2 separate regions of the Mus musculus genome follow, and region 1 is linked to region 2. The links are chromatin loops, found by intact Hi-C in ENCODE. Cell type or tissue: left cerebral cortex. All regions are shown on one strand. Links, peaks and the distances in the headings refer to the core of each region. The heading gives the core; the rest is flanking DNA.

The links. A loop is a pair of places that touch in the nucleus more often than their neighbours do. Peaks named below come from ENCODE experiments on the same cell type or tissue, not always from the same donor. Only the 100,000 strongest peaks of a DNase experiment are listed, where the experiment ranks them.
Region 1: a loop joins it to region 2, with 8 times the contacts of the local background. A loop is called at or near these places in 18 of 42 quality-filtered maps.

What each region holds. Positions count from the first base shown.
Region 1 is chr3:104,859,110-104,868,901 of GRCm38, forward strand. It overlaps Capza1 (capping protein (actin filament) muscle Z-line, alpha 1), which reads right to left and starts at 5,396. Exons shown (of 10, transcript NM_009797.3): 1 at 5,231-5,396. The coding sequence starts at 5,269. It overlaps St7l (suppression of tumorigenicity 7-like), which reads left to right and starts at 5,397. Exons shown (of 14, transcript NM_153091.3): 1 at 5,397-6,199; 2 at 8,915-8,997. The coding sequence starts at 5,986. In left cerebral cortex, for the core only: a CTCF peak has its summit at 7,639; DNase peaks (open chromatin) are centred at 4,821, 5,359 and 5,941; H3K4me3 peaks cover 3,374 bases; H3K27ac peaks cover 1,841 bases.
Region 2 is chr3:104,782,936-104,792,727 of GRCm38, forward strand. Ppm1j (protein phosphatase 1J) reads left to right here. Exons shown (of 10, transcript NM_027982.2): 3 at 192-479; 4 at 719-831; 5 at 1,108-1,192; 6 at 1,699-1,817; 7 at 2,021-2,084; 8 at 2,251-2,358; 9 at 2,463-2,614; 10 at 2,767-3,083. The coding sequence ends at 2,917. It overlaps Rhoc (ras homolog family member C), which reads left to right and starts at 6,099. Exons shown (of 5, transcript NM_007484.2): 1 at 6,099-6,148; 2 at 8,954-9,117; 3 at 9,630-9,750. The coding sequence starts at 8,962. In left cerebral cortex, for the core only: CTCF peaks have their summits at 5,765 (motif pointing right) and 8,935; DNase peaks (open chromatin) are centred at 5,794, 6,105, 7,182, 7,581 and 2 more places; H3K4me3 peaks cover 1,930 bases; H3K27ac peaks cover 2,875 bases.

The DNA.
Region 1 (9,792 bases), core at 1,027-9,026, 76 kb after region 2:
ATTTTATGACTAATTAATAATAAATACTACCCCACTTAGCATCAAGGCTGGTTCCAATGAAATAGTTCACCATTCTAGAAGAAATCATAATAAACCTATAGTCACGTGGATTGTATCTGTTTAGATTTTGTGTTCTGGTTCGGGATTTTGTAACAAATTATAAGGCTTCTATCACCAAGTAGAGCTAACTAAAGGTATGAAGAGGAAAATGATAAAGTGAATGTTAGCTGACAACTTCCTAGAAAGTTACCAGTGTAAGTAAGACTCAGAGTTTACTTCATCCTACAGGGATTTAATTCATCTAGTAAAGTATGTAATTGAGGATAGCCAGCCTAAAAGTAGATTTTAACAAGCTCCAACAAAGCTCTTAAATCCCAGCTTCTATTTACAAGATTTAAAAACTGTTGCTATTATTAAGGTAGGTAGGGAGTGTGGATGTGTGGATGCCAGAGGACAGCTCTGTGAGGTCATTTCTCTCCCTTCACATTTATCTGTGATCCCGACAGTGAATGCAGGCACCAGGTTTGTCCAGCAAGTATCTTTACTCGATAAGCATCTCTCACTGCCCCATTTATATTTTTTACATCTCTACTACATAGTTTGATAAACTTGTTTCTAGAAGGAGGAGGAGGAAGAGGAGGAGGCGGTGGCTGCAGCAGCAGTTTTTACAATTTACATTTGTAATTCCAGCATTCAGGAGGCTGAGACAGAATGTCAGTTCAAGGGCAGCCTTGGCTACATAACCAATTCTAGGCTAGCTTGAGCTACATACTACGTTCTTGCTTTAAAAACAGAACAAAGCAATTAAACAAAAAAGCTTTTTTAAAAAAGAAGTCCTTAAGCCAGGTGTGATGTGTGACAGCCACATGCTTATAATCCCAGCACCCATGAAGCTGAAACAGGAGTCCCCAGAGACTGAGGGGAGACTGTGAGCTACAGAATGGGACTGTTTCAAGACCCAAATATCCAATGGAACAAACAAAACAAAAACCAAACAAACTCTTACAAATGAGACCTCTGTCTAAATTAAAATCATACAGATCCACTTCTCAGTATTTTTAAAGTTATATGCACATATTTATTTATTAGGTTAAAAAGGAAAAACCATGCTAATCAGTTTTGTTCAATCCTAGAATTCTTTTCACATTGTTGGAAACAAACAAATAAAACATTAAAAAAAAAACAACCAACAAATTGCCGGGCATGGTGGCACACGCCTTTAATCCCAGTACTTGGGAGGCAGAGGCAGGTGGATTTCTGAGTTCAAAGCCAGCCTGGTCTACAGAGTGAGTTCCAGGACAGCCAGGGCTACACAGAGAAACCCTGTCTTGAAAATCCAAAACAACAGTAACAACAACAAGTCAATGCTGAATCATGAAATAAAGAAAACAGGAGAGGCAGAGAACCCAAATGCATCACTCATCTCATACCTCAAACTTCCTAATTAAGCTATCTTGGTCTTGGTAAGCATTTGGAACTAAGTTAACTGAAAAGCACAGGTACCTGGAATAGTTTCCAGAAACTCATTTAAGGGATAAGACTAGAAGCACTTATCCGCCTGTTACTAACCTTCTCACTTCCTGCTTTGTTTAGGACAGCTCATTCTGACCATTTCAGGTAACGATGAAGAAAGGGGGGGATGGGGACAGAAAAACCAAAAAAACCAAAAAACCTTCCTCTTTAAAAGTGATAAAACCTTTACCAGCTGGTTATAAAAATGATTTACTTGCCTTTATAGAAATGCTTGAGAGAAATCAACAGCCTCAAATGGCAAAGTTATGTCAGGGCTTACGGCTTTCACAAAACATACAAAGATAAGATTATTAAATTATTCCTTTTGGGACCACACCATGCATACTTTAAAAAATAAAACAATAACAACAAAACATACCTATCCCAAACTAAACACATTTGAAGTCTTTAGCAACAAAGAAAATGAAAATTCTGGATTTCTTTCCAAGAATTCAAAGTAGAAACTAATGCTCAAATAAGACCTGCAGACCTGCAGACTGGTCCACATGACTTTGCAGATACTGGTGAGTGCTCGCTCTACCACTGACTGACCTACATAGCCAGTCCATCTCCCACCTCCCTTCCAGTTTTTGAGACAGACTCTCCAAGTTTTCCAGGCTGTACTTCAATTTGCTCTGTAGCCTGGACAGACCTTACATTTTTCTATGCTCTTGCCTCAGCTTCCTAAGCAATTAGGATGATAGGCCTTGGTCACCAGGCCAGGAAAGATTTTTAAGATTAGTTTGTACTGCTTGGATAGTGGCTCACGACTATAAGCCTGACACCAATGACCTCAAGACAGAAGAGTCACTGGGAGTTATGTCTGGGCTCCATAGTGAGTTCCAGATCAGCTTGAGCTACAGGATTTGGACTGTCTCAATAAATCAAAATAAGTAAACCTCATCAGGGGTTACTTGCTTATGAATCCCAAGACATTCAAATCAGTAAAATCTCTTCTCAAAACGCACACACACACACCCCAAAACTTTTTTTTTTTGAGAAAGTATTTCATTCATGTAGCCAAGGATGGGCATGAATTCCTAATCCTCTTTGCCTTTATCTCCCAAGAGCTGAAATTATTATAGACAGGTATCACCAGGACCAGCCTTTTCCCCTAGCTTTTTAATCTGTTAAAATCAATCTAAAGATTAGAAGGGAAAGCAGGCAAAGTAGGAAAGAAGCTCAAAAATCAAGAAGTCTTACAAAGTCCTTTCTTTTCCTTCTTTTTGAGACAAGGTTTCTCTGTATAGCCCTGGCTGTCCTGGAACTCAATTTGTAGACCAGGCTGGCCTCAGACTCACAGAAATCCACCTGCTTTTGCCTCCCAAGTGCTGGAATTAAAGATGTTGTACCAGCACCACCACCGCCCAGCAACCCTTTCTTTCTACTCATAGATTTAAAGAGATATGAATGTGCCTGTCAGCTCTGAGGAAAGGAATCTAATAAAACTACAGGAATCTCAAGTTACTAGGGTCTCTCTATGTAGTCCTGGAACTCACTATGTTGACAAGGCTAGCCTTGAACTCAAGAGATCTACCTGCTTCTGCCTCCTGAGTGTTTAGATTAAAGGCATACACCACCATGCCTGGCTCAAATCATAAGGATTTTTACTGTATCATTATACCACATTATCTACACCAATAAAGATAATGTAGTCAATTAAAAACAACAAAGAAAAAAACCTCTATTAAACCCAGAATCGTGGGAGACGGAGGCAGGAGGACAAATTGGAGATCAGTCCAGTCTACAGAGCAGGTTCCAGACCAGCTAGAACTACATAGCAAGAATTTGTCCCAAAAATACAAAACAAAAACTAAAAGCTCTTTACTAAAGTAGGAATAGAATTTATTACAAGTTCCGGGGTAGATTTACTAGTTATGACTGGCTTGTTCTACTATTACTAAAACTAAGCAATAAAGTTAAGTGTGATGGTATGCACCGATAACTGCAGTATTTGAGAGACAGAGACAAGCAGATTAGGGGTTGGGGTCACTCTTGGCTGTATAATGAGATGTTTATATGAGCCAAACCCGACCCAGTCTTAAGAAAAGGAATAAAAACATTCACTCTAGCCGGGCGTGGTGACGCATGCCTTTAATCCCAGGACTTGGGAGGCAGAGGCAGGCGGATTTCTGAGTTCGAGGCCAGCCTGGTCTACAGAGTGAGTTCCAGGACAGTCAGGACTATACAGAGAAACCCTGTCTCGAAAACAAACAAACAAACAAACAAAAACAAAAAAAGAAAGAAAAAAGAGAATCAACACTAAAGTGTTATTTGGTGGCTTTTTAGTTTTTGTCCTACTAATGCTTAAGTTCAAACACAGGATGTTGCACATGCTAAGACTCTACTAACAAACTGCCACCCTGGATCCTGGTAAGTGGTTTATAAAGGTGGTAAGCACCCTTTTCAGCATTTAAAGACAGTGGCTCATTCATACACAGGTGTATGTTAAATTATTCTTTTTGAAGAAGTGATTAAAAATAGTCTGTTCCCCTGTCAACAATCTCCAATTTCTTTTTCGAAGAACCCAGGCAGATTTTATAGAACATTGGAGAGCACATACTTTGTAACAGTCACTGCAGGAAACAAAAGACATATTCTTGTCCCTAAGTTAGCTAATGAGACCATTCTAACTTGTAGCAGCCCTAAGAGTCTGTGTTTATGGAAGAACTAAGTACTTTCCTTTTTGGACAGTTTAGCAAATGTACGTTGTCAGAAAAAGTTATACTATCAAATTTGGAATACACCCTGGTATTTAAAACACTTTTAAAGATCTATGTACACAAACGACACTCTTGACATACCCAGCTATAAAGCACCATAGTAGGTCATCAAAAAAGGTTGGGTGTTTCATCCAAACCGAATGTGTTAAATGTGAGGTTTATTTACGACCCATTTAACCTTTCTGGAGTTGAAAAAAAAGTCGTCTGGCTATTTCTCACTGCTTAACAGGAAGTTAAAAAAACAAAACAAAACAAAAGACTTTGAAAAAAATTATAGTTAAGATTAAGACAGAAGGGACGGAGTCACCTTGGGGCTAAACGTTCACACAAGAGAGCATAGGCAGGAATAAAGGTGCTGGTCAAATTCTTAAGCAAATCCCTTGAGGTTTACTGATTTATTTTTATCCAATTAGTTTAATCGTCAGTAGTAGAGAAAAGATGAGAGAGGGTGTGTATTTCGGTGGACAGACACCACCAGAGGACCTCTCCCTCCCTGACAAGGAGTCCTGACAGCAAAATCACTTCCTGAGGAAGGAGGAGCAAAAGGGAAGTTAAGGAGGCCACTCTGATCAGGAAGTGACTCGTTCTAAACTAACCCCAATCATACCTATAAATGGGGGGATGGGGTGAGCCCCAACTGCCAAAAGCGGTAAAATAACTGCTGCCTGACACGTCCCGACATCACCTTCACCTCCTCTCTTATAATTACAGAAAAGAGTCTAGAGTTAAAAGTCAATCAGGCAAAGTGTCTCCTCTTGAAAGAAGGTTGTGCTCTGTCCAGGATGAAAAGAGTTGAGGACTGGGGGACTGGGGCCACCGTGAGGCAGACGAAAGCTCCTTTAAGGAAGGAAGCGTCCCGGGGCCAGAGGGACTATGCCAGCACCGGGAAACAACCTTCTTCTTCCTGGGGGCACCGCCAGGTTTCTCACTGCTGCCGGCTCGGACCCCTGGGCCCCGTCGAGGAAGGAAGTAAAAGAGAGAGGCGGACCCCTTACCTTCTCTTCATCCGACACCCGATCCTCAAAGTCGGCCATCTTGGCTGCTCTGGCCCAGCCCGGCGGGCCGGCGCGAGGCAGGCCGGGAAGGAAGCTGAGTGGCGGAATCACCGAGGGGCCGTCGGAAGGAGCCGCCCGGAAGCTCAGGCCAAGAGGGCGCCATGTCAGTTCCGCGCGGGTGTGACAGCCTGGAGTCGGCGCTCTAGGAAGTCGGCTTGCCCCTCGGGGCTTTGCAGCCTTAACATCTTTCTCCCTGAGTTCCGGTCACTTTCCCATTCGTCCTGGAGTGCTTGGTGGCGGGCCTCGACTCTTGCGTGGCGTCTGGGCTCCCTCTGGTCATGGAGCAGTTGCTACACCTCTAAGTTTTTCTGATCCGGTTGGTCTCCTGGGCCGCCGAGTCCAGGGCACTAAGAGCTGCTCGGCTCTTTGAGACATCAGTACTTTTCCGACCCCGGCACAGGGCGACAGGTTACCCTCAACCACGTATGGAAGAAAAACCACTTCCCTCCGGCGCCACACTGAGTCCGTTTCCAGAAGAATAAGCGCCACCATCAGATGCTTCCCCGCCCTCCTAGAGGACTAGGTAGCCCCTCAGTCGGCCACCGCGCTCCGCCACCTTCCAGATCTCCAGCCAGTTCCCCAGGACTCAGCCTAGACAGAGGCCAGCTTCAAGTCCGCCACTATCCCAGGATTCCCGACTCCGGGTTTCCGGCCCTTCTCCCCTCCCAGGTCCCGGCGCCTGCCGGAGCCGCAAGATGGCGGACGGAGACTACTTCGCGGAAGCCGCGCGGGCCGTGGGGTGTCCCCATGCACCTGTTCCTGGCTTGGGCCTGGGCCCGCCGCTGGGCTGGAAAGAGCGGCTGAAGGCCGGGTTGGCGAACTCTGGGTCCACGCTGTGGTTCCTGGCGGGGCTGGGGCTGCTTTACGCTCTGAGGGTCCCGCTGAGGCTGTGTGACAACGTGACAGCGGGTGAGAGGCCCAAACCTCCCGGACAGTCGGGGACAAGTGCCAAAGATCAGAGATTCTCGGGGAGACATGGAGGGCTTTGCAGAAGGAAATTGGTGTTGCATGCTCCAGTGGGTTTATTTTTGTCGCTTGGGCCACCTCCACCCGGCAGCTGATTGTTAGAACCGTGCTGCAGTTTCCCGGCCCCTCCCTAGATCGCTGAAGGTTCGCCCTCTCTATTCTGTCTACGCTACCACAGGAAAAGCTACCTGACACGCTGCAAGCTCCAGGTAGTAGGACAGAAGAGAGCATTCCCAGATGTGTACACACAGTTTATAGACATTCCTATCGTTTGCAGGGCCCCTTGAAAAGTCGTACCTCAGAGTTTCCCAGCTGCCTAACTTAAAAGAACTCACACCCAGAAAAGCAAGATAAGCACATCTGTCATACACGATAGAAAATGCTATGATTTTAGTGGACCATACTTTTATTGTAAGACAGTTCGGTTAAGAGACGTTTTTCGTAATATTTTTATTGTGAGTAATAAGATAGTCTAGGAAAGGGAGAGGAGAGAGAAGTGCAGACAACGGTGGGTTTGTTTAATATTTTCCTTCGGCAGTTGTACAATGTTTGTCATGTAGCCTGGGCCAAAGATAAAAACTTGTAAGCAGTGTTGACCTGTGCGGATTCTGCAAATACTATTCCCTGGCCGTAGGTAGGATGAAAAGATGGACTCCTGGATCTTTTGTGGCGTTATTGCAGTATTTTTTGCTGCAGCCTCAGAAGAAGATGGAAATATTTCCTTCTTTTTGGTTTTTCGAGACAGGGTTTCTCTGTGTAGCCCTGGCTGTCCTGGAACTCTGTAGACCAGGCTGGCCTCGAACTCAGAAATCCGCCTGCGTCTGCCTCCCAAGTGCTGGGATTAAAGGCTGTGTGCCACCACTGCCTGGTGAAATATTTCTGTTAGATGGTGACACTGTTAATTTTTCTGTCCTTTGAGAAGGCAGTGGTCTCCCTTTTCTGTCTCATGAGATGACATGAAAGACCATAGGATAATGTTCTAAAATGCTTTTTGTATTTTAGAGTATTGGTACCACATACTGTCTAATTTGTCTGTAATAGGTTGGTGAAGTGTTTAATGGTAATTTGTGTGCTCATTAAAGTGCTATTCATCGAGTTTGTCATTTATTTTTCTACTTCTTCTTGTTGCTTTGAGGCCAGGATGTTGCCAAGACATCCTGATCCCTTGAGCCACTTCTTAAGTGGTGGATTTAGAGGCATATACTAGCTAGCCTGGCTTTAAACCAGGAATGCTGACACATGCTTGTGATCCCAGTACTTGGGCTACTGAAAGTACAGTACAGATATATCAGTTGTTAAAGGCCAGCCTCAGCTACATAGTAAGTTTGAGACCAGTCTGGACTATCTTAGACCATGTTGTGAAAGTGCATTTAGCTTTTTATTCTTATATATTTGCTGAAGTTCTAGTCTAACTTACTTTTACAGCTTGTATTTTAGATTTTCAGAAAAGCAGGCTAAATTATCTCACTGTGACTTGATTTTCTTTTTTCTTTCTTTGACCCTAGATATTGACCCTAGGGCCCTGTACACACTCATTTTGATTTACTTCTTTTTTTTTTTTTTCTTTTTCTTTTTTTTTTTTTTAAAGATTTATTTATTTATTATATGTAAGTACACTGTAGCTGTCTTCAGACCCTCCAGAAGAGGGAGTCAGATCTCATTACAGATGGTTGTGAGCCACCATGTGGTTGCTGGGATTTGAACTTTGGACCTTCGGAAGAGCAGTCGGGTGCTCTTACCCATTGAGCCATCTCACCAGCCCTTGATTTACTTCTTATTTAACTAAACAACAGTGTAAAACCTCACTTTTATATCCATGAGAAGATTCTTAAGATATCAGACAATGGAAACTTAAAGTCACTTTTTAAAAATTTATTAATTTTAATGTGTGTACACTCTAGCTGTACAGATGGTTGCGAGCCTTCATGTGGTTGTTGGGAATTGAATTTTTAGGACCACTGCTCGCTCTGGTCAACTCCACTCTCTCAGTCTCTGCTTGCTCCAGCCCAAATATTTATTTATTATTATATATAGTACACTGTAGTTGTCTTCTGATACACCAGAAGAGGGCGTCAAATCTCATTATGGGTGGTTGTGAGTCACCATGTGGTTGCTAGGATTTGAACTCAGGACCTTAGGAAGAGCAGTCAATGCTCTTAACCCCTGAGCCATCTTGCCAGCCCCCACTTTTGTTTTAAGAACTTTTTCAAATTAATTTCACTTTAGGTATTAATGTTGACAGTTACTGACTTAGGGCAGTCAGCTTAGAATTTTTGAGCTTTGCAATAGTGGGAAAGCTGTCTGCATTCCATAGAACTTTTGGATTTTGATCTTTTCCCAAGCTAGCATTATGATCTCTATGGTACTGGGCAGCAACAGTAAGCCAGTGCTTCCCACTTGCATTCATACAAAGTGGAGAGTAGACAAGCAGTGCTATCCAGGACATTGTGTTGCTAAGTAATGGCAGCTGGAAGGTTAGTGATGTAGCTTACATTTTTTACCTGCAGTATTTTTAGTCTATAGGCTTATTTGAACATAGCCTCATCAGAGCCCAGGCTTCTTTACTGCTTACCTCCATCTGCTGAAACATACTTGCATGATTGCAATGGACTTAAAATTTGTACTTTGTAAAAACTTTAATGTTTTCTCTTTTAACAGTGACAGGGTTTTTAAGTTCACTGACACCCAAGTTCTATGTGGCACTTACAGGGACATCTTCTTTGATATCTGGACTAATATTTGTAAGTAGTTTCTATTTTCTTCACCTCTATTTTGATACTCATTTAAAAATTGTTTATATATTTACAAATCTATAAGTATTTGTTAGGATTTCCAAAATGTGTTTGATAGTGGGAAAAAGTTACTTAGAAACAAGTTTGAGAAATACCATGTTTCCTTGTCATCTTTTAGAGCGAGTGGTAGTATTTATTACATGTTAGGTTTCTTTTTGAGATAGGGTCTCATTATGTAGTCTAACCTGGCCTTGAACCCAAGGTGGTTCTCCTGCCTCTACCTCTGAGTGCTAGGATTACAGGGGTGAGTTACCATGCCCGACTTCATTTACTACATATTGAAAACTTGTATACAGAATGGTAGACGGCTCAGGTGAAGGTGCTTGCTGCCAAGGCTGACTGATGACTTGACACATGGTGGGAAGAGAGAACCAACTCCTGCAAGTCCTCTGATCACTACTCTTGTGTGCCTGCACACTCATAAACACATAAGTGTAATAATTAAAAACAAAAACCAAAATACCCTGCATACTGGAATCAGGGAGGGAGGGTTGGTTGAGATGGATTAGAAGTTTAATGATCAAAGCACCTACGTTATTATTTCAAAATGAATGAGGCCGGGGAGGGGGGGGTGCGGGGGGGGGGGGAGATGACGCGTAGTCAGTAAAATGCTTGCCCTGTAAACATGAAGGCCTGCCTTCAGGTCTCCAGCACTCAGGTAAAGGTGAGGAATGCTTGCACGCCTGGCATTCCAGCTCTGGGAGCTGGAACTCGCTGGCCAGCTAGACCAGCCAAACAAATGAG
Region 2 (9,792 bases), core at 1,044-9,043:
ACTGACCTTTGCATTCTTCATGTTTTGAACTTGGCTCCTCTTTCTCTTGACACAGTAGGCTGTGCATGAATAAGTGAATAGATCTAAATTGCCTTGATATCACACTCAGATCTCCCATGTGATGGTTATATGGCTGCTAACCTGCCCTGTCTCCCTCCATCCCTACCGACTTCCAACTTTTTCTTCACCAGGGCTTCTGCTTTTACTACTGGGGCCTGTTTGATGGGCACGCTGGTGGAGGAGCAGCTGAAATGGCCTCCCGGCTCCTGCATCGCCACATCCGGGAACAGCTCAAGGATCTAGTAGAAATACTTAAGGATCCCTTGCCGCCTCCCCTCTGTCTCCCATCCACTCCTGGAACCCCAGGAGCCCCCAGTCCTTCACAGTTGGTTAGCCCTCAATCCTGCTGGTCTCCACAGAAGGAAGTGACCCATGACAGCCTGATAGTAGGAGCCATTGAGAATGCCTTCCATCTCATGGTGAGTGGATGGCCTAGGCCAATAATGTGCTAAGTAGGCATTCTAGTCAACACTGTGAGGTGGAGGTGGGTGGGTGAACCCTAGAATCCACACTGCCTTTGAGAGCCTGAGCGGAGCTTGGTCCTGTTACCCTGTGTGGTCCTCTTCTCTTCCACTCTGGCCTGGAGAGGTGCAAGGTGGAGTAGGTGACTATGTGCCGCAGGTTTTTCTGTTTCCTTTGACCCTTCCTCACCTGGCAGGATGAGCAGATGGCTCGGGAGCGGCGTGGCCACCAAGTGGAAGGGGGCTGCTGTGCACTAGTGGTGCTGTACCTGCTAGGCAAGATGTATGTGGCTAACGCAGGTGACAGCAGGTGAGTGGGAAGAGGGCTTTGAGAGTGGCCGTAAAAGGGGAACATCCTCCCTAGGATGAGGGGAATGCAGAGAGTGAAGGGGTGCTGGGTTAAGTATTAAAGACCGCAGTGATCAGTAAGATATAAGGAAAGGTTGCCATATCCACGGGGGACGGAGAGATGAGGACCCAGGCAAGACATCATCAGGCTCATTATGGGGAGGGCCTGGTCCTCCTGCATGGAATTCTCCACTCAGACCGAGAAAGCCAGGTCCAGACTCTTTCTGTCTCTGGGCAGGGCCATCATTGTCCGAAATGGGGAGATCATTCCGATGTCCCGGGAGTTCACACCAGAGACGGAGCGCCAGCGTCTTCAGCTGCTTGTAAGCAGGGGCTAAAATCCCTATCCCTGGTCTTTCCTCTCAAGCCTTTCAAAGCTTCCCACTGGGAACTTCCTGGGAAGGTGCTGCGTGGACGTCTGTGGGGTGTTGGGTGAGCTGAAGGGGTAATGCAGCCGGAAGGAGCCTGGGCTGTCTGTGTAGCCCCAGGAAGGAAGTAGAGTCAGAGGTGGGGGCGGGGGTGAGAATAACAAAGGCCGGAGCAAGGGTGTGTTATCTTCGTGCATCCTCTCTTGTGGTCTCTCTATCCTGATTACCTGGGGTTGAATCCTATGTTGCTAATTGTGTGACCTCTGACAAGCCCCTTACTCAATTGTTTGTGCTTTGCTGGCTTCTGTGAGGGGCGAATGAGTCCATTCATGCTAATATTAGAGGAGTGTGTGGCCTGCAGTAAATTTTAAGGTTTAGTTATAATTTAAGAGCTACACATTGGCTAAGGGTGCGATATAAATGAAATGGCCTCTCTCCTGTCTGGCCCTTCCTAACCTCAGGGCTTCCTGAAACCAGAACTGCTGGGCAGTGAGTTCACCCACCTTGAATTTCCCCGAAGAGTTCAGCCCAAGGAACTAGGGCAGAGGATGCTGTACAGGGACCAGAATATGACTGGCTGGTAACTTCCCTCAGAGCTGGGGCCGTTCCCATGGCAAAGTCACCAGTCCTTCACCAGCAGTAGGTGGACGCTGGAGGCTGGGTCAGGCTGGAAGTTGGGAAAGATGGCCACTCCTGGACGGGTTTGGGGGCGGGGGGGTTGCTGTTCCTAGGGGTAGGGGCTTTGCCACCCGCGTGATGCCTCCTCTACTCCTCCCTCCTCAGGGCCTACAAAAAGATTGAGGTGGAGGATCTCAGGTTTCCTCTGGTCTGTGGGGAGGGCAAAAAGGTAAAACCCTGAGGTAGAGGTGGGAGAGGGCAGGAAGACCCATCGCTGCTTGTCCAGGGATCCAGGGAGGTGGAGGTCTCACCAGACAGTAGGTGTGGGTGGACGCTATGGTTTCAGTGAGTCTGAGAGAGGAACTAAATCGCAGCGTTCTTTCTCATTTCCACAGGCCCGGGTAATGGCTACCATTGGGGTGACACGGGGCTTGGGAGACCACAACCTTAAGGTCTGCAGCTCTACTCTGTCCATCAAGCCTTTCCTCTCCTGCTTTCCTGAAGTGAGCACACCTTCTTTCCTTTTAGGAGGCTGTGGCTGGCTTCTATCTCCAACCTCCTTTCCTCATGAACACCACCAGCCCCTCTCTCTTTCTCCGCCTCCCAGGTACGAGTGTATGATCTGACGCAGTATGAGCACTGTCCAGATGATGTGCTGGTCCTGGGAACAGATGGCTTGTGGGATGTGACCAATGACTCTGAGGTAGCTGCCACTGTGGACAGGGTGCTGTCATCCTATGAGCCCAATGATCCCAGCAGGTAGGGGGTTGCCTGGCAAGGTGTTGGGGGGGGGTAGTCCTGGTGAAGGAAGGGGCAAAGGGAAAAGAAGCCCGGAGACCCACATGTGGGCCCGTGTATCTGTCTTCTCATATACGTATTGGTACATGAATGTACACATGTACTCCTGGCAGGTATACAGCTCTGGCCCAAGCTCTGGTCCTGGGGGCCCGGGGAATCCCCCGGGACCGTGGCTGGCGTCTCCCAAACAACAAGCTGGGTTCCGGGGATGACATCTCGGTCTTCGTCATCCCCCTGGGCGGGCCAGGCAGCAGTTACTCCTGATGGGCTCAGCCCCATCCCTCTCAATGCCACCCCAGCCTCTCCACTATCACCCTTCTCCTGCCCAAACACGGAAGTTGTGTCCCTGACTCGAGAGTGGCCATTTGAACAAAGGGATGCCTGCTAGATCCAAAATTACAGCAACTGGCAAATAAACCAGATGGATAAACGTTGTGTGTCATTATTTGCTTTGACCAGACCCTGAAAAGTGGGCAATGGAAAGAACACCAGAACACTCCTAAAGAGTGTGACTTGCCCAGATTCTCCTGCTGTCCCCCTTTTTCCACTTCACATACTTGCCACGAGTGGCCCCATCTGTGGCTTCTTCCATCTGTCGATGTCTGCCAAGCCTGGGTGTCTAGCCCAAACCTCTGCTGAGCTTTGAGCCCACACATGCCAGCCATCTCCTCCACAGAACTCTGTTACTTCCACACACCTTAAACTGAATTCATGAATTTCCCCCATAAATAATTCTCCTGTTTCATCCTTTCAGTGGGTATCATCATGGCTGCGCAAGTTAGTAATGCAGCCATTGATCACACCTGGCTTCACAATTCTTGGCTACTTCAGTCATGCAGTCCATGTAATGTTTCCGGAAATCAGCTGTCTATATGATGGTATATACAATGTAGCCGAGCTGTGTCCTAGGTTGGATCATCTAGGTTTGTGTGAGGACACTTACTGCTATTTACACAATGATGAAATTCCCTAGCAACAATCCTTATAACATCTCTATTAAGGAATGGATGTGTGACTATACTGTTTGTTGATCAGTTAAAGCTCTTTCATACTTACCTTTATTTCTTTTCTGCCTTCCTCATCACCACATTAGCACTTTATTACACCAACTTCCTAACTTCAGTGACTCATTGTTATGCCCAGAAGAGAACTAAGGTTAAAGTCCTGAGCATGGCATCTCAGAACCTTCATAATGTGATTCCAGCTACTGTTTCACTATCTTTACCACCCTCCTGCCTCCAAACTCTGGCTTGTCATAGCTCCAACTTAGTTTATATCCCACACTACCTTTTCTTGACTATTTCATCTGCTCTCCAGGACTGAGTACCCTACAGCCCCTAGATGCTGCCAAGGCAATTACCTCCAGGATTATAACTGTCTGTAGGAGGAGCCAATGGGAAGTAGCCATTAAGAGCAGGGGACTCTTTATTTTTTTTTTTTAATTTATTTTTAGTTTCATGTGCATTGGTGTTTGGCCTGCGCATGTGTCTGTATGAGGGTGTTGGAACTGAAACTCCCTGGAACTGGAGTTATAGACAGTTGTGTGCTGCCATGTGGGTGCTGGGAATTGAACCAAGGTCCTCTAGAAGAGCAGCCAGTGCTTTTAACCATGAGCAATCTCTCCAGCCCCAAGAGCAGGGACTTGTAAGTCTGAGTGTTTTGACCCCCAAACACTAACTTCTTTGAGCCTCCACGCCTCATTAAACTGTAGATAACAATAATGCCTCGTAAGAACTAAACATGGTATGGGTGGGGAAGGACAAGGTTCACATAATAAAGCTTCAAGAACTGTTAGCTATGTTCGACTGTCTGTTCTTCATTTAGACTGTAAGTTTGTTTGCTTATTTTTATCTATGTTTTGTTCAAGATAGGGTTTCTTTGTGTAGCCTTGGCTGTCCTAGAATTAGCTAAGTAGTTTTGGGACACTAGGGTGGCCTCAAACTCATAGAGATCCTCCTGCTTTGGTCTCTCAAGAGCTGGGATTAAAGGCATGCACCACCACTGCTGGGCTAGACTATACGTTATCTGAAGGCAGAGTTTCATGGTTAGTACATAGTTTTCAGTTCACATTCAACCAATGTTTACTGAATGAATTCAGAGGCCTGGTGGACAAAACACCCTTCACCTCAGTTATATGATTTATCAAATGTATGGTCCATGCTTCCAATCCTGAGTGAGTGTCTACGTATGTTGTCTGCCTGGATTTGAGACAGCTTCACTCCACAGCCTATGTTGGCCTGGAATTTGTGGTAACTCTGCCCCCTCGGGAGTGCTGAGATGACAGGCATGAACCACCCGGCCAGCTGCACCTGCAGTAGACTCCATATGACATACATTTATTCTGGGAAATACTTGTTGAAACCTATGACGAGCAGAGTTTGGTTGAATGGTACAGAGGGCAGGTAGGAGGGGGAGCATGGCAGGCAGCAGGCAGCCAGCACCTGCCTGGGTGCCTCACAGGCCTGCTTGTAAATTTGACTGATTTAGTTTTTGTAGCCCAGGATGGCCTGGAATTAACTCATAGAGATCCATCTGCCTTTGCTTCTTGTGTGTCATCGTGGCTCACCTCACTGGAAATTCCTGCTGTCACAAATAGTGAGAAACCACTTCTCTGGGCTTCATTTTCTTTACAGGCAAAAGGGAACGGGTATGGGTGAACTTATTCCAGAGTTAGAGACCTGTGTGTTTAAAGTATCCAGCACTAGTAAATAAAGCATTGGTAGATTTCCTTATACACCCATTTCTTTGGCTCTTTATAAGGAAGGAGATACAGGATCAGGTAAGTAACACCTCAGATTGGGATCAACAGCACAACAATACAATAGGAGTGTGAGGTCAGTTTCCAGCTGAGGACACGGCAGCACTTCCAGGAGTGTGCTCTTAACAGGACGTCGGGAAATTCCCAGCGAAGGAAGGAAGGGACTTTTAAGGCGATGGTGGCTGGGGACTGCAGATCACAAAAGGTCTCCAGGGCTCTGGATAGCGTCACGTTGCACTTACTGCAGTGATTCCTGGATAAGAGAGTGGGCAGCTTCTGTATAACCCATCCCCTCGGTCACGGGTAGGGTGTAGGAAATACTGGAGCTTCGAGGTCTGGATGGCCACGCGAGGGCAGCAGTGGCCCTCGCTGACCCCACCCTGGAAGCCGCTCAACTTTCCCGAAGCTGGTCCGCCCCCCACGGGTTGGAAGTGGGGCAGAGGCCGAGTTATCCGGGGTCCCACCCGCCCGCTCACCACCCAGCAATCCAGACATCTCCGGGCACAGTTCCTCCAGCTCCAGCCAGCCCTACGCCCCTTGCCGGGTCCTCAGCCGGGGTGACCTGCGGCCGCCCGGGGCCGGGAGCGGAGGCGGGCCAAGCTAAGGGCCGCCCCCGTCGACCCCCCCCCCCTTCCCTTGATGGACCCGCCCCAGAGCGGTGCTGGAGAGTGGGGCGGGGCCCGGGTCAGTCTCAGCCTCCGGCACTGGCCGCGCAGCTGGAGGCGGTGGAGCCCAAGGTACCGGGGCCCCAGCTGGTGGGTGGCGAGGCGTCGTGGGAACTGACCTCGGAGGAGAGCACTTTCCCGATTCCCGGATCGCTCCGGGAGCGGCTTGGGGGGCGGGGGGTGTTCCGGGCCAGGCAAGAGAGAGCGCCCCAAGCTGTGGGCCAGGCGCTCTAGCCTTCCAAGCTCTCGAACCAGAGCCCAGAGTCCTTCCCTTTCTGAGTCTTTCCTTTCTGGACCTCCCTAGCTGGGCCAGGGACACACTTAGATCTCCGTGAGCGACTCAACCCAGACGCTCCAGTTCCGGGCAGGGAGTAAGAAACAGGGCCTCAGGCTGGCTAGGGGTGGGAGTTCTGGCCTGGGATGGGGAATGGCGGGAATAGGGATGGGATGTGACCACTGGAGGCTGCTACTGCTTGGCGGGTCTGGACGCCGCCCTAGACGGGTTTTGGAGCTGATCTGAGCTGAGAGGTTGAGAAGACTAGGAAAGATCCCGCTCCTGTGTTGTGTATATGTGTCTGAGAGTGAAGGGGGGTGGGGAAGAACAAAACACCCCAATCCCCAACTCTTCCTCGTACCCTCTTGGGAAGTTAGGGAGTGTTAGGGAATTGGGCTGAAAGCTGGAGTCCAGCTCTTCCTTGACTTCTGGCTTTAAAGTTAAGGAAAAGGTGTTGCCCGAAGAGTGATTCCTCGCCTAGATCTCGGGGGGAGCAGAGTACAAAGGCCTGTTGGATCACCTGGGAAATCAAGAGAATAAGGAAGGCTAGTGGCTTGTCCTAGGGAAGGTCCCAGAAGTTCCAGACCCCTCTCCCGGCCCTGGGTGAAGTTTTCGTTGTCTCTCTTAGGGTTAGTGGGGCAGTTCCGCTGGAGCCGCCTTTCACAGGGAGTGTTAGCCAGGCCATCCATGCCATGTTGGCCTTCGGCCTAATGTCCCGGCTTGGCCTGAGTCCCCAATTATTCTGGCCTAAGCAGAGCCTAGATGCAAAGTCTTCGGAGCTGGAGGCTCTAACACAGCCACGAAGTTCCGGCCTCTGCCTCCCACCATCAGATGCTCAGCCGCCTTGCTGCTGTGGGACAGCCGGGGCTCACGCATGGGGATGTGACTAGTGTTTAAGTGTCCTAGGGATCACGCTCCATCCACACTGCCCACCCTGGCTTGGGGCTGTCCCCGCCAGCCTGTGTACAGCTAGACTGGTTGAATTAATGGGAGTAGGTGGGGAAGTTGGAGGAAATCCTGTGGGTTACCTGGATATACCTCTCAGACCTCATTTTTGAAGGAGATATGCAGCATAGCGAATGCCTTCTTCCCAGTCTTTCGGGGGTACCAGGGAAAGCCCCTTGAGATGGGGGGTGGTAAGTGTGGCTGTGCATACGCAACTCCTATAAATTCTCTGTGACTCATGTCCTCTTTCCTCACATCCCAGTTTTGTGTGTGTGTGTGTGTGTGTGTGTGTGTGTAGGTGTAGGGGAGGGAGGAACCACCCAGGCGCCTGATGCTGAAAAGAATCAGCCTGGGGCTGGAGTACTCTGCTTCCTAAAAGGCAGGCACAGGCCAGGGTTTGAGGTGGTTTGTAGGGAGCTAAGAGTTGAGCAGAGCCAGACAGGATGTGGGACTGAAAGGCAAAGCCAAGTTTGGGGCTGAGCTCAGGTTACTGTGCCCTTCTTAACTGCTCCCTGCCTGGTCAAAAGCTTAGACTGATCCTCACTAGTCCTTTCTTTGGAGGCTCCTCCCAGCCCAGGCTCTGGTTCCCTCCCCCACAGCCTTCGCTTCATCTCTACTCTGTCTGGCATGATCCTTGCCAGGCTGTGTAGGTCTGGAGACCTCACTGACCCGGTCAGCTCCCTGTGGTCTGAACTGCTCGTTCACGTGTGCTGGGGTGTAGGACACATATAAACTCTGAGAAGCTGACTCCTTCCTTATCTTGAGTCACAGGGAGGTGTCTGCTGGGCCTAAGGGTCAGCTGGTCACAAGGAGGAAGGGGCTGTTCCAGAGAGTGGGTGGAGGTGATTCCCGAGTGGGTTTAGCTCCGTCACAGCAATGCTGTGATAGATGTGTGGCTCCCCACAGTGTGGTCATTGTCCCCTGTCAGGGGCTGAGTGACCCAGTGTTGCTGCCAGGCCCAGAAAAGGGGATGGGTGGTGGTGGTGGTGGGGAGGCAGCGGAACAGGCTGCCTGACCGTGAGCTGCCAGGACTGAGCCTTCTTTGTGTGACTTGAGACTTTGGGGAAGGGAAGGGGGTGGGTCAGGGAAGCCAGCCTGCTTCCACTGGCCTCTGGCTTAGCTTCTCCCACTTCTGCTCTCACCTGTGAAGTGCCATGTAGGCAAGACAGACTGCATCACAAAGTCCTGTTTTGAGAGCTGTCCCTGTACTTTTGTCTAAACCACACTGAGCCTCAGTTTCCTGCTTATGTCAGGAAGGCCCGGAGTCAGCGAGAGGGACCCGGGAGATGCTCAGTGGGCGTGGTGCTTGCAAAGCAAGCATAGTCACCTGAGTTTGATTCCAGGACCCCATGCAAAGGTAGACTGACTTGTCTTTTACCACCACATGTGTATGTGCCTCGGCCAATAAAGAGTTTTTTGTTTTGTTTTCAAATGGGAAGGCCACCATCCACCTAACAGGCAGCTGGAGAGATGAAGTTGTAAGGTCTTCTGCCTGCAGGATTGGTTCTTGGCAAGAACAGGCCTTGGCGAACCCTCTTCTCTTCCTTTGCTGGATGCTGTGGTTTCTAGGCAGGCTTGAGGGGGTGGGTGGCTAGATAAGTGTTATTGAATTTACTGGCTTTCCCCTCCTCAAATCCCCACTGCCACCTGCCTGCCAGTTTCAGCCATGGCTGCGATCCGAAAGAAGCTGGTGATTGTGGGTGACGGTGCCTGTGGGAAGACCTGCCTCCTCATTGTCTTCAGCAAAGATCAGTTTCCAGAGGTCTACGTGCCTACCGTCTTTGAGAACTATATAGCCGACATCGAAGTGGATGGCAAGCAGGTGAAAGCCATGTATTTCTTGTTTTCCTGGCTGGGAAGCCTGTTCCCCCAGTCACACGGGGCCCATGGATGTCCTTCCTTACCACCCACCTCCTTCTTTATTTCCCTGCTGGAACCAGCAGAAGTTAGGAAGTGAAACTGGAACTGTAGAAAACCTGGATGCACTATCTGGTTGGACCACATACTGGCTCTGGAATCTGAGCCAAGTCCCTTTTGCCTGTGGGCTTAACTTCTCCCTACTGCAAAATGTGAATGAGAGTGAGACTTCTCCCAAAGGGTTGTCCTAAGAACTAAATGCTGCTGACAGTGGCAGCTCATACTACACCAAGATCAAACCCATCTTAGATCTTAAGAGAAGTGGATCATTGGTTTTGTGACTGATCAATACAACCCAGCACATAGCGAGCAGTTAAGATGTTGTTCAGCTAGCTTATAGGATGAGTGATTTCAGAGGGCCTCAGGGTGGTAGGGTTGGGGCCCTCAGGCCAACTGCTCAATAGCCTTGTGTGTCAGGTGGAGCTGGCTCTGTGGGACACAGCTGGGCAAGAAGACTACGATCGCCTGCGGCCTCTCTCCTACCCGGACACTGACGTCATCCTCATGTGTTTCTCCATTGACAGCCCTGACAGTTTGGGTAAGGCTTTGGAAGAATCTTGGGAGCATGTAGGTCCTGCAA